3 separate regions of the Homo sapiens genome follow, and all the other regions are linked to region 3. A link is a contact called in ENCODE Hi-C or POLR2A ChIA-PET data. All regions are on one chromosome and are shown on one strand. Each heading gives the region's core, a stretch centred on a gene start or an enhancer-like site at or near the end of the contact. The rest is flanking DNA. Distances are from core to core; before and after follow the strand shown. Region 1 holds the start of ETFB (electron transfer flavoprotein subunit beta). Region 2 holds the start of ZNF614 (zinc finger protein 614). Region 3 holds the start of ZNF665 (zinc finger protein 665).

Region 1 (2,937 bases), core at 1-2,500, 1.8 Mb after region 3:
TGGCCTGGGTGCAGCCCCCACCAGGCCCAGCTAGCTCATCTTGCGGCTGGGCGGGGCCCAGGACTGCTGCTGCTGACCGCCTTGATAGGCTACACCGTGAAGAATGCGTGGAAGAACAACGTCTTCTTCTCTTGGTCCTATTTTTCTGGGTGGCTGGCCTTACCCTTCTCAATTCTCGCGGGTAAACTGGACAGCGGGAAGAGGGTGGAGGAGACTGCCCAGAAGACCCTCACCCCAGAGGCTCCCCAGCTGCCCTCCCAGGAAACCCCGGGGACCTCTCGGGGACTCCCCAACACACTAACGACTCCCGCAGACCCGGCAGAGACCCCCTTGGAGCCCCAAACCCCAGTCCCCGGGGCCCTCCCGGCCATCCGCCCCAGGGCCCACCTTCCTCTCCCTGCTCCGCACCCCCGTCCCCCCAGGCTTCTGCTTTCTGCTGGCAGACATGATCATGCAGAGCACCGACGCCATCAGTGGATTCCCCGTGTGTCTGTGACTGCAGCCTGCCTGGGGCAGAATAAAGGAACGGCTTTTTTTAGCGCTGCGGCTCCGCGTGCTTTTCTGCGGGTCGTGGGGACGCAGGCACGGGGTTGCATAGAGGCTCAGGGAAGACATAAGGACATGAACTCATAGGGAACGTGGAGACAGGGAGACACAGACATGGAGACACAAGTCTCCATGGATTGGGATGGGAACAGGGACATGTGGGAGGGGCGGGGCCAGGAGGGGACGTGGGCCTTTGGAGAGGGTGTGGAGAGGCTGTGGGGACGACATGGAGGTGAAGTAGAGACACGGACAGGGGAGGATACGGATATGGAAGGGACAGGGAACACGGGGATGGAGAGAGTGGAGAGACCGACGCGCGAGGATTCAGAGGCGTGGGAATACGAGTACCGCGACTTGGAGAGGCCGGGAAGAAGTGGGGGATCTGGAGAGGGAGAGCAGATCCGGGGATACCGGGAAGTGTTTATAGGACCGGGAGGATCTATAAACTCCGGGCGCGCTTCCCTCCAGTGCACGACCTTTCCCCTAGTTCTCTGCCCTGCCCTCTCCGCCAGGCCTTTCCTTCTCTCTCCAGGTCCCGCTCGCTCCCCGAGATCCGCTTCCCATTGGTTTGCATTGCTTGCCACACCTCCCTTCCTTCCGGCCTCTCGATTGGTCCTCTGTCGGGGAGGCGGGCTCTGCAGCGGTTGACTGGCTGACCGTGCTGCGCGCAGGCGCAGAGAGGGGCGCGGGGGGCGGGGGTGGTGGGGCTTCTGGACTGAGCCGCTGAGGGTGCGGGCTGACCCTGTAAGTGGCTGCGGCGGGAAGATGGCGGAGCTGCGCGTGCTCGTAGCTGTCAAGAGGGTCATCGACTACGCCGTGAAGGTGATCGGGCCCCCCTCTCCCACATCCCTGAGTCCCGCAGCCGTGTGCTTCCGGGGCCACGAGCGCACACTGGGTGGGGGTCTTCTCGTAACCCCCGACCTCTGCCGCTTTAACCCCCAAACGTCAAAGTCACCTGAGGGCAAAAATCCAAGAGTGAAGTTCTAACATCCGATCCCTCCGGGGTCACGGCCATGTTCTCTTTTCCCTCGTTCTGGATTCACTCTCTTGATAACTGTTCAGAGTGAGTTGCTTTCTCTATTTCTTACCCACTGGAAGAAGTCACGGTCCCTGTTTAATGCACGGAGAAACTGAGGCACAGAGAGGTCACCCAGCTAGAGAAGGGCAGAGCCGAGAGTTCTATCCAGGTTCCTCTGACTGCTTTCACCCACTAGGCTGCATTACTTACCATTGTACTCTTATATTACCCGAAATGTGCTATAGAGGGAGTCAGACAGGGTCCTGTGGGGCCCCAGAAGCTGCTTTCCACCCTCCATAGCCACAGGGTGAGCCAGGAGGCTCTAGCTAGGGAGAGAGAAGTGTGTTTGCTAGAGATGAAAGTTCAAGGAGCCAACCTGACTGAGCTGGGGGTAGCTCACATTCTCCATGAAAGAGGTGGGGGAGGGTGCTCTCAGCGCCTGGCTTGTTGTCCCCAGAGGGAAGCTGGTGTGGACAGAGGTGAATCAGACACGGTCTCTCAGGCCCGTTTCTCTCAATGCTTGGCCTGAACTGGACTGAAGATGGTGACTGTCTGTCCATGTCTGTCCTTCCCATCAGCCTGGGGACTTACCTCCGTGTCCCCAGCATTACCTAGCGCAGGGCCTGGCACCCTGGAGGCCTCAGGGTGGGCAAAACCAGGGTCACAAAGTTGACACTGATACTGCCCCTGCCTGCTTAGGGAGTGGGCTGGGGAAGAGGGTACAGGAGCCAGACTTGAGCATGAAAGTGTCAGTGATGATAGCAGCCAGCATTTAGCGGGTACTTACGTGGCAGGCATCGTTCCAAGTCCTTTGCAGAGATTAACCCATTCAGTCCTTTCAGTACCCTTTGTATTATTTATTATTTATTTTTATTTTTTGAGACGGAGTTTTGCTCTTTTTGCCCAGGCTGGAGTGCAATGGCGCAGTCTTGGCTCACTGCAACCTCAGCCTCCCGAGTTCAAGCAATTCTCCTACCTCAGCCTCCCAGGTAGCTGGGATTACAGGCATGTGCCACCACACCTGGCTAATTTTTTGTATTTTTAGTAGAGATGGGGTTTCACCATGTTGGTCAGGCTGGTCTCAAACTCCAGACCTCAGGTGATCCACCCGCCTGCCTCGGCCCCCCAAAGTGCTGGGATTACAGGTGTGAGCCACCGTGCCTGGCCGACCCTTTGTATTATTAATTCCATTGGATAGATGAGGAAACTGAGGCCTGTCAGATCTCCCAGCCAGTAAGTGGCAGAGTTACGATCGAAACCCCGGGCAAGTCTGGCTCTAGACTCTGCTCTCCCATCTCCCTCAATGCCCCCTGTCCTAATGATGCCTCTGGCAGCACATGACAGGGATGTCACCTGTAGCCCTTTTGAGACAC
Region 2 (3,174 bases), core at 5-2,504, 1.2 Mb after region 3:
AAAATTAAGTATAAATTGGGAATATTTTTCAAGTAAAAACATGGCATTCTCTACCTATGAACACAAACAATATTAATTCAAACTAAATGTCTTGTTTAACCAATCACAATTTTCCAAAAGATGTTTATGATTTCTTCCAATAACAAGACCATAAAATATATACTATCCTGCAGATCATTTTTTTGTCCTCTGACAAAGTTTTCTTTTTTATAAAACAATTGTAGCATATTCTTTTAAATTGATATATACTCTTACAGTTCAGCAGATGTTCCATAATTTACCAAAGTATTCATCTCTCATTGTAATTCCCTTTTTTTGTAAATTACAAAAGTTGTGGTTAATATTAAGACAGATTTGCCTAGATAGCTTTTAGAATTGCTGTGTCAAAGAAAACGAAAAAATTAAATTGGCTCTAGGTTGCCTTCCAAAAATACAATATTTACTTAAATCTTCTACAGTTACAACGCCAACATCTGCAAAAATAGAACTAATATTTTTTAAGTGTGACTTTTTAAAAAATCTGGAAACATTGCAAAGTAGGATGATCGCATTCTAATAATTTCATATTCTTAAGTGCCCCACTGTCATCTTCCTTTACTTCTGGAAGGAAACATGTAGATATTAACACAGTTGCACCTTCACCTCCTCATCCCCTTCCCCACTGGCAGTGGTTTTAATAGCAAGCCCCATGTGGGTATTAGCATTTAATGGAGCATCACTCCTGTTCTCGGCTTCGTCCATTCAGTCAGAGTCTAATCTAACCCACAAAAGCCTTACCCAGCCCAGAACCCCCGCCCTATCCCCAAATCTAACACTTTCAGTGACCACTGGTTTTGGCAACTCTGTGACCGCTTCCTGGCCAGCACCGTGACTTCTTCAAACCTTGTTTATTTTTCCAAATTGTCCTGGATATGAGCATCTTCTCTGCCGTACGGCTGCTGCCTTCCTCTAAGATGGCCGTGCCCATGGTGCTCCAGCTAAGGCTCCACTCTCAGCTATAATGGGCACAAAGGGCGCCGCCATCTTTTTTCCACAGCAGGCTGAATAGAATGCCACTGCGCCGTGTTGGCCTTGGCTGGGCACCCGACTCTTGAGTGTCCCTTGCAACGAAGAGAGAAAGGCACTGAGGTGACTAAGAGTGATTCCCACAGCCATTATGGCCGCTCCTGTCAGAAACGCTGCGATGGGCGCAGCCCTGTGACCTCATAGAGCGGCGCCCGCAGTCTGAACTCGCGATCCCGGGCAGGCTCCGTGGTCCTCGCCTCGCTTCACGGTCTTTACCGCTCAGCTTCCCGGAGTCCGCGCAGGAGCGCGTCTGAATAGGAAGCGTTTTCGGACGTGGATGCGGCGTTTTGTCGCTGCCAGTGGTGTCTGGAGAGGTTCGGGCTCGGGTGAGTCGAGTTCTGGGCATGGACTCGCGGCCTGTGGGTCTGTGTACCGATGGTGCGTGGAGCGTCCTGATTGGGGCTGTATTTGAACGCAGTCGCTGAGGAAGCGGGGCGTTAATGACGGGTCCTTTGGCTGTAGGGATGAAGAGTCTGAGGAAATCAGCGACGAGTCCGACTCTGTCTGGGTCTGGGGCCCTTGTGAGTCACCCTTTACGGGTGTTGGGCTGGGGGACGGTCAGGTCTTTCCCTTCCCATGAGGCCCTATCTCAGGCTATCACATGGGATATTATCTTTCCTGAAGAATATAACATGTGCTCTTGAAAAAAATGTTTATTTTACTGCTGTTGAGTGCAGTGTTAAATGTTCGTTAAGTCTAGTTGGTTGATAATGTTGTTCAAGTTTTCGGTATCCTTGCTGAGTTTCTATTTGTTTTCTTTATTATTGCAAGTAGGGTAATGTAGTCTTCAATTATTATTGTTGAATTGTCTAATCCTCTCTCATTCTGTTTTGCTTCATACGTTTTTAAATTATCATATTCTTATATATACACCCTTATATTATTATTGCCAGCCATTGTAACCATTGTTGCCACTCACCTAGGCCTTGGTGTCCAGAGTTTTATTGGATATCAGTTAACACACACACACACAATTGACTGCCTATGAGGCTGACTTCAATCTCCAGCTCCTCCAGATATCAAACTAATACCACGTGGTCCAAGGTCTCCCACAGTAAATCACATTATTAGGATAGACAATTTGGCATGGCTTAAATTGCCCTGATAACCAAAGACAGTTTTATCAAGCAGCGTATTCCAAAGGCTTAGAGTTTGCCTCATAGGAACTGTGGGCAAAGGACAAAGCTCTCTTGGGTAAAGTTACTCCTTTAGCGCATAATGTGAAATGAGACAGTTCTTGTGATTTGCTTAGTACATTGGTCTTGACACGAGGTATGTATACCCAAAGAGCTTACAGAGACTTTCGAACCAGTACATGGGCACACGTGGTTTTTAAAGACATTCTTGGAGCCTTCCATGTGTTCTCTTTCCTAAAATTGATCTGTCTGAGAATTCACCTTGAAGGGGGCCACCCCTCCACAACCTGTGGGTGTTTCTTGTCAGGTGGGATGAGAGACTGAGAAAAGAAATAAGAGACAAAGTATAGAGAAAGAAAAGTGGGCCCAGGAGACCAGCACTCAGCATACGGAGGACCCACGCTGGCACTGGTCTCTGAGTTCCCTCAGTATTTATTGATCACTATCTCTACCACCTCGGAGAGGGGGATGTGGCAGGACAATAAGGTAATAGTGGGGAGAGGGTCAGCAGGAAAACATGTGAACAAAGGTCTCTGTGTCATAAATAAGTTTAAGGAAACGTGCTGTGCCTTGATGTGCACGCACACAAACATTTCGGTACAATAAAGAGCAGTATTGCCACCAGCATGTCTCACCTCCAGCCCTAAGGCGGTTTTCTCCTATCTCAGTAAATAGAACAGACAATGGGGTTTTACACGGAGACATTCCATTCCCAGGGACGAGGAGGAGACAGATGCCTTTCTCTTATCTCAACCGCAAAGAGGCCTTCCTCTTTTACTGATCCTCCTCAGCAGAGACCCTTTACAGGTGTCGGGGTAGGGGACGGTCAGGTCTTTCCCTTCCCACGAGGCCATATCTCAGGCTATCATATGGGGAGAAACCTTGGACAATACCTGGTTTTCCTAGGCAGAGGTCCCCGCGGCCTTCCGCAGTGTATTGTGTCTCTGGGTAGTTGAGATTAGAGAATGGTGAT
Region 3 (3,087 bases), core at 105-2,604:
CTTTTTCTCATGGGCTATTATGTTGTTATTTGAGTTAATACAGGTAAAGTATTCCGAATAATGCCTTGCACATAGTGTTCAGAAAAGTCAGTCATTGCTATTGCCATTATCATCACAGTTTTTACTTCTGGCCAGTGTTTCTGTAAAGCCACTGTGGACCTTGTCACCTCAGAAGACATCATTCGTGCTTTAGCTTATCTAGATACGGAGTATCACTTAGTGTGTTGAAAATAATATCTAACACTTCTATAGAGATCAGCTTGTGTTTGGGTTTTTATTTGTCTATTTATTGTATTGTCCACAAAACTGAAAACTCCACACAGATTTAGAGGCTATTATAACTACTTAGGGAAAAGTACAATAAAACAGAATTAGGGAGACATAACTTGCTCAAAAATGCCTTCACGCTGGGGCGGTGGCTCAGTGAGCCGAGATCATGCCATTGCATTCCAGCCTGGGCGACAAGAGCAAGACTCTTGTCTAAAAAAAAAAAAAAAAAAAAAAAAACAACAACAAACCTCACATATTCGTATTTAAGAATATAGGAAACACTGATTCAGTTTCTTCTACTGTTCTCTCACAACACAGAATGCTACAGTTAGCCCAGAGGTACTGGGTTTTCCCACACACACCAAGCAAGCAATCCTGCCACAGACACCAGGTGCGTGTTCTCTCATTCCGTTCCATTTTGCCGGGACATGGCATCAGATCCCACACGTTGAGGGCTCAGTCCCACAATAGTGCACACATTTCAATGCCAGTCTCAAGCAGAGGTTGTGACTTGTGCTTACAGATCAGATATAAATCCAGGAGTCCCTTGACCCCCTCCTCAGGTTCAACGAATTTGCTAGAGTGGCTCACAAAATACAGGGAAACACTTTACATAGATTTACGTATTATAAAGGATATTACAAAGTTGACAGAAGAACAGCCAGATGGAAGGGATCAGTGAGGTGAGGCATGGGAGAAGGGGCGTTGAGCCTTGGTGCCCTCCCTGGGTGCACCACGCTGCAGGAGCCTCCCAGTGTTCACCTATCCAGAAGCTCCGCTGAATCCTCTCCTTTTGGGTTGTTATGGCGCCTTCATTACATATGCATGATTGCTTATATTACTGGCCATTGGTTAAACTTTTAGATAGCCTAAGTTTTGTTTTTTTTTTTTTTTGGGAGAGACGAAGTCTCACTCTGTCACCCAGGCTGGAGTGCAATGGCGCGATATCGGCTCATTGCAACCTCCGCCTCCAGGGTTCAGGCCCCGCCCCGGCCCCGCCCACCCTATGCTCTCAGTCCCTCCCAACGCCTGGCCTTTCCCCACCGCAACCCGCCCCTTTGCCTACTGCGCGGGCAGTTTCTTGCAAACCCGGAAGCAGATCTCTTGGAGTGAAGGCTGTTAGTCGCCGCGTGAGTTTCCCTCTATCTAGATTAAACCTGCGTTTCGGAGTCCCCTGCTCCTCCGTACCCGATGTCCGGGGGTTCGTATAGCCCTTAAAGTCCCCGCACGGCTCCCTCCATTCCATGTAAATTCAGACTTTGCCGCGAGACTCTGGGGGTCGCATCGCTTTGGGTTAAAATCACACAGGCTGGTCCTGCCCGCGGTCTTTCGGCCTTCAGACCATGCAGACACCTCCTTTCCTGCGCCGTTTCCTGCTTAAAACCCTTTACTGACCTGCGCCCTGTGAAGTCCTCATCTGCGAAGTGGGTGCAGGATTTTACCGTCCCCTAACCTCGCCCTAGTCAGCTACTGGAGCGTTAGCGCCGCAGCCCCAGTCCCGGGGAGGCCGCGCCTCTGCCTGGTCCTGGGATCCTGCATACCCCACCCCTCTCCTAAGGCGCCGTCGCCCCCCACCTCCCTCCTCCTCGTGCCGGGCCCTGCTGCTCCCTAGGCCTCCCCTTCGCAGTCACCGTTTCCCCTGAGCCCGCGTTGGGGAGGTGCCCGGGCCTTGTCCTGTGATACCCGGTGTTCTTGCCTGCCCAGCTCCACCCGCTGGAAAATGTGCTCCTCCAGGATCCAGGTGTCTTACTCCAAACCCTCCCTGTGAATGTGTGGGCCAAGGGGATCAGGAGACAGAGAGGGGGGCTGAGAGAAAAGTAGAAAAACGGAGACAGAGGAAAGAATGAGGGAAACCAGTAAACATGGCAAAGTAGAGGATGGGTCAGGATTTACAAAGAGACAGTAAGGGTGAAAGAAGTCGCTGAGAAAGTAACAGGATGGAGAAACAACTGGAGAAATGTAGAGAAAAGCTCGCTGTCTAGAGAGATGAAGGACAGCAAGGTAGGGAGAGGGGCAGCTCCTCAGACGGAGAGTTAGGGAGAGGAGGGGGTATTTGGAGCCAGGATAGACAGAGCAGCGTGGTGCTGGGACAGCAAGAAGGGGCAGCTGGTGACAAGGAGAGCAGAGGGAGAACCACAGCAGGGGGAGACCTGGGATCTGGGGGTGCCAAAGAGTGGGGACAAGGAAGTGAAACAGGGAAGAGGGGATTTAACAGGGAGAGCAGAGATAAGGGAAGAAAGAGGCAGAAATAGATGGAGATTGGGGACAACCAAAAGACGGGTGAAAGAGGAATAAGAGGTGAAACAAGTTGCAAGAATGGAACAGAACAAGTGGAAGAGAAGGATAGAGGGAAGGAGAAACAGCAGGAGAAGAGAGGGGCTCAAAATGAGGAGCAGAGACCCAGGCTGAAACACAGAAAAGAAACAAGGAGAGAGAAGAAGAGAATGAGAGAGATGTACAGAATGAGGGAGGGAAACACACAGGAAGGAAGAAAGAGGGGGACTATGGCCCAGATGCATGGTGGTTTCATTGGATATGGATAATTACATCGTGATATATTGATTTCTGTATCCATAATCTAACAAATTTTTTTTTTCTTAAGACAGAATCTCACTCTATTTCCCAGACTGGCGTGCAATGGCACGATCTCGACTCACTGTAACTCCGCCTCCTGGGTTCAAGCGATTCTCTTGCCTCAGCCTCCCGAGTAGCTGGGATTACAGGCATGCACCACCACACCTGGCTAACTTTTGTATTTTTAGTAGAGACGGGGTTTCACTATGTTGACCAGGCTGGTCTCGAACTCCTGACCTCAGG

What was found. A loop is a pair of places that touch in the nucleus more often than their neighbours do. ChIA-PET counts read pairs that join two places held with the same protein, here RNA polymerase II (POLR2A). Pooled maps may share reads with other maps.
Region 1: a loop to region 3 is called in a pooled map, with 2.5 times the contacts of the local background. The contact joins the promoter of ETFB here to the promoter of ZNF665 in region 3. A Hi-C loop is called at or near these places in 4 of 50 pooled maps. POLR2A ChIA-PET finds 5 or more read pairs at or near these places in 2 of 52 experiments (MCF 10A and PC-9).
Region 2: a map of naive thymus-derived CD4-positive, alpha-beta T cell shows a loop between it and region 3 (6-fold over the local background). The contact joins the promoter of ZNF614 here to the promoter of ZNF665 in region 3. A Hi-C loop is called at or near these places in 1 of 168 maps with a recorded cell type or tissue (naive thymus-derived CD4-positive, alpha-beta T cell) and 7 of 50 pooled maps. POLR2A ChIA-PET finds 5 or more read pairs at or near these places in 1 of 52 experiments (naive thymus-derived CD4-positive, alpha-beta T cell).

What each region holds. Positions count from the first base shown.
Region 1 is chr19:51,364,701-51,367,637 of GRCh38, reverse strand. ETFB (electron transfer flavoprotein subunit beta) reads left to right here and starts at 1,250. Exons shown (of 6, transcript NM_001985.3): 1 at 1,250-1,368. The coding sequence starts at 1,312. CLDND2 (claudin domain containing 2) reads left to right here. Exons shown (of 4, transcript NM_152353.3): 3 at 62-181; 4 at 423-540. The coding sequence ends at 496. RefSeq lists silencers at 1-134, 405-454 and an enhancer at 684-1,643.
Region 2 is chr19:52,026,459-52,029,632 of GRCh38, reverse strand. It overlaps ZNF614 (zinc finger protein 614), which reads left to right and starts at 1,254. Exons shown (of 5, transcript NM_025040.4): 1 at 1,254-1,391. LOC112268244 (a long non-coding RNA gene) reads right to left here. Exons shown (of 2, transcript XR_002958414.2): 1 at 3,095-3,174; 2 at 1-2,521. RefSeq lists enhancers at 767-1,526, 1,997-2,767.
Region 3 is chr19:53,191,625-53,194,711 of GRCh38, reverse strand. It overlaps ZNF665 (zinc finger protein 665), which reads left to right and starts at 1,354. Exons shown (of 4, transcript NM_024733.5): 1 at 1,354-1,400. RefSeq lists an enhancer at 1,389-1,538.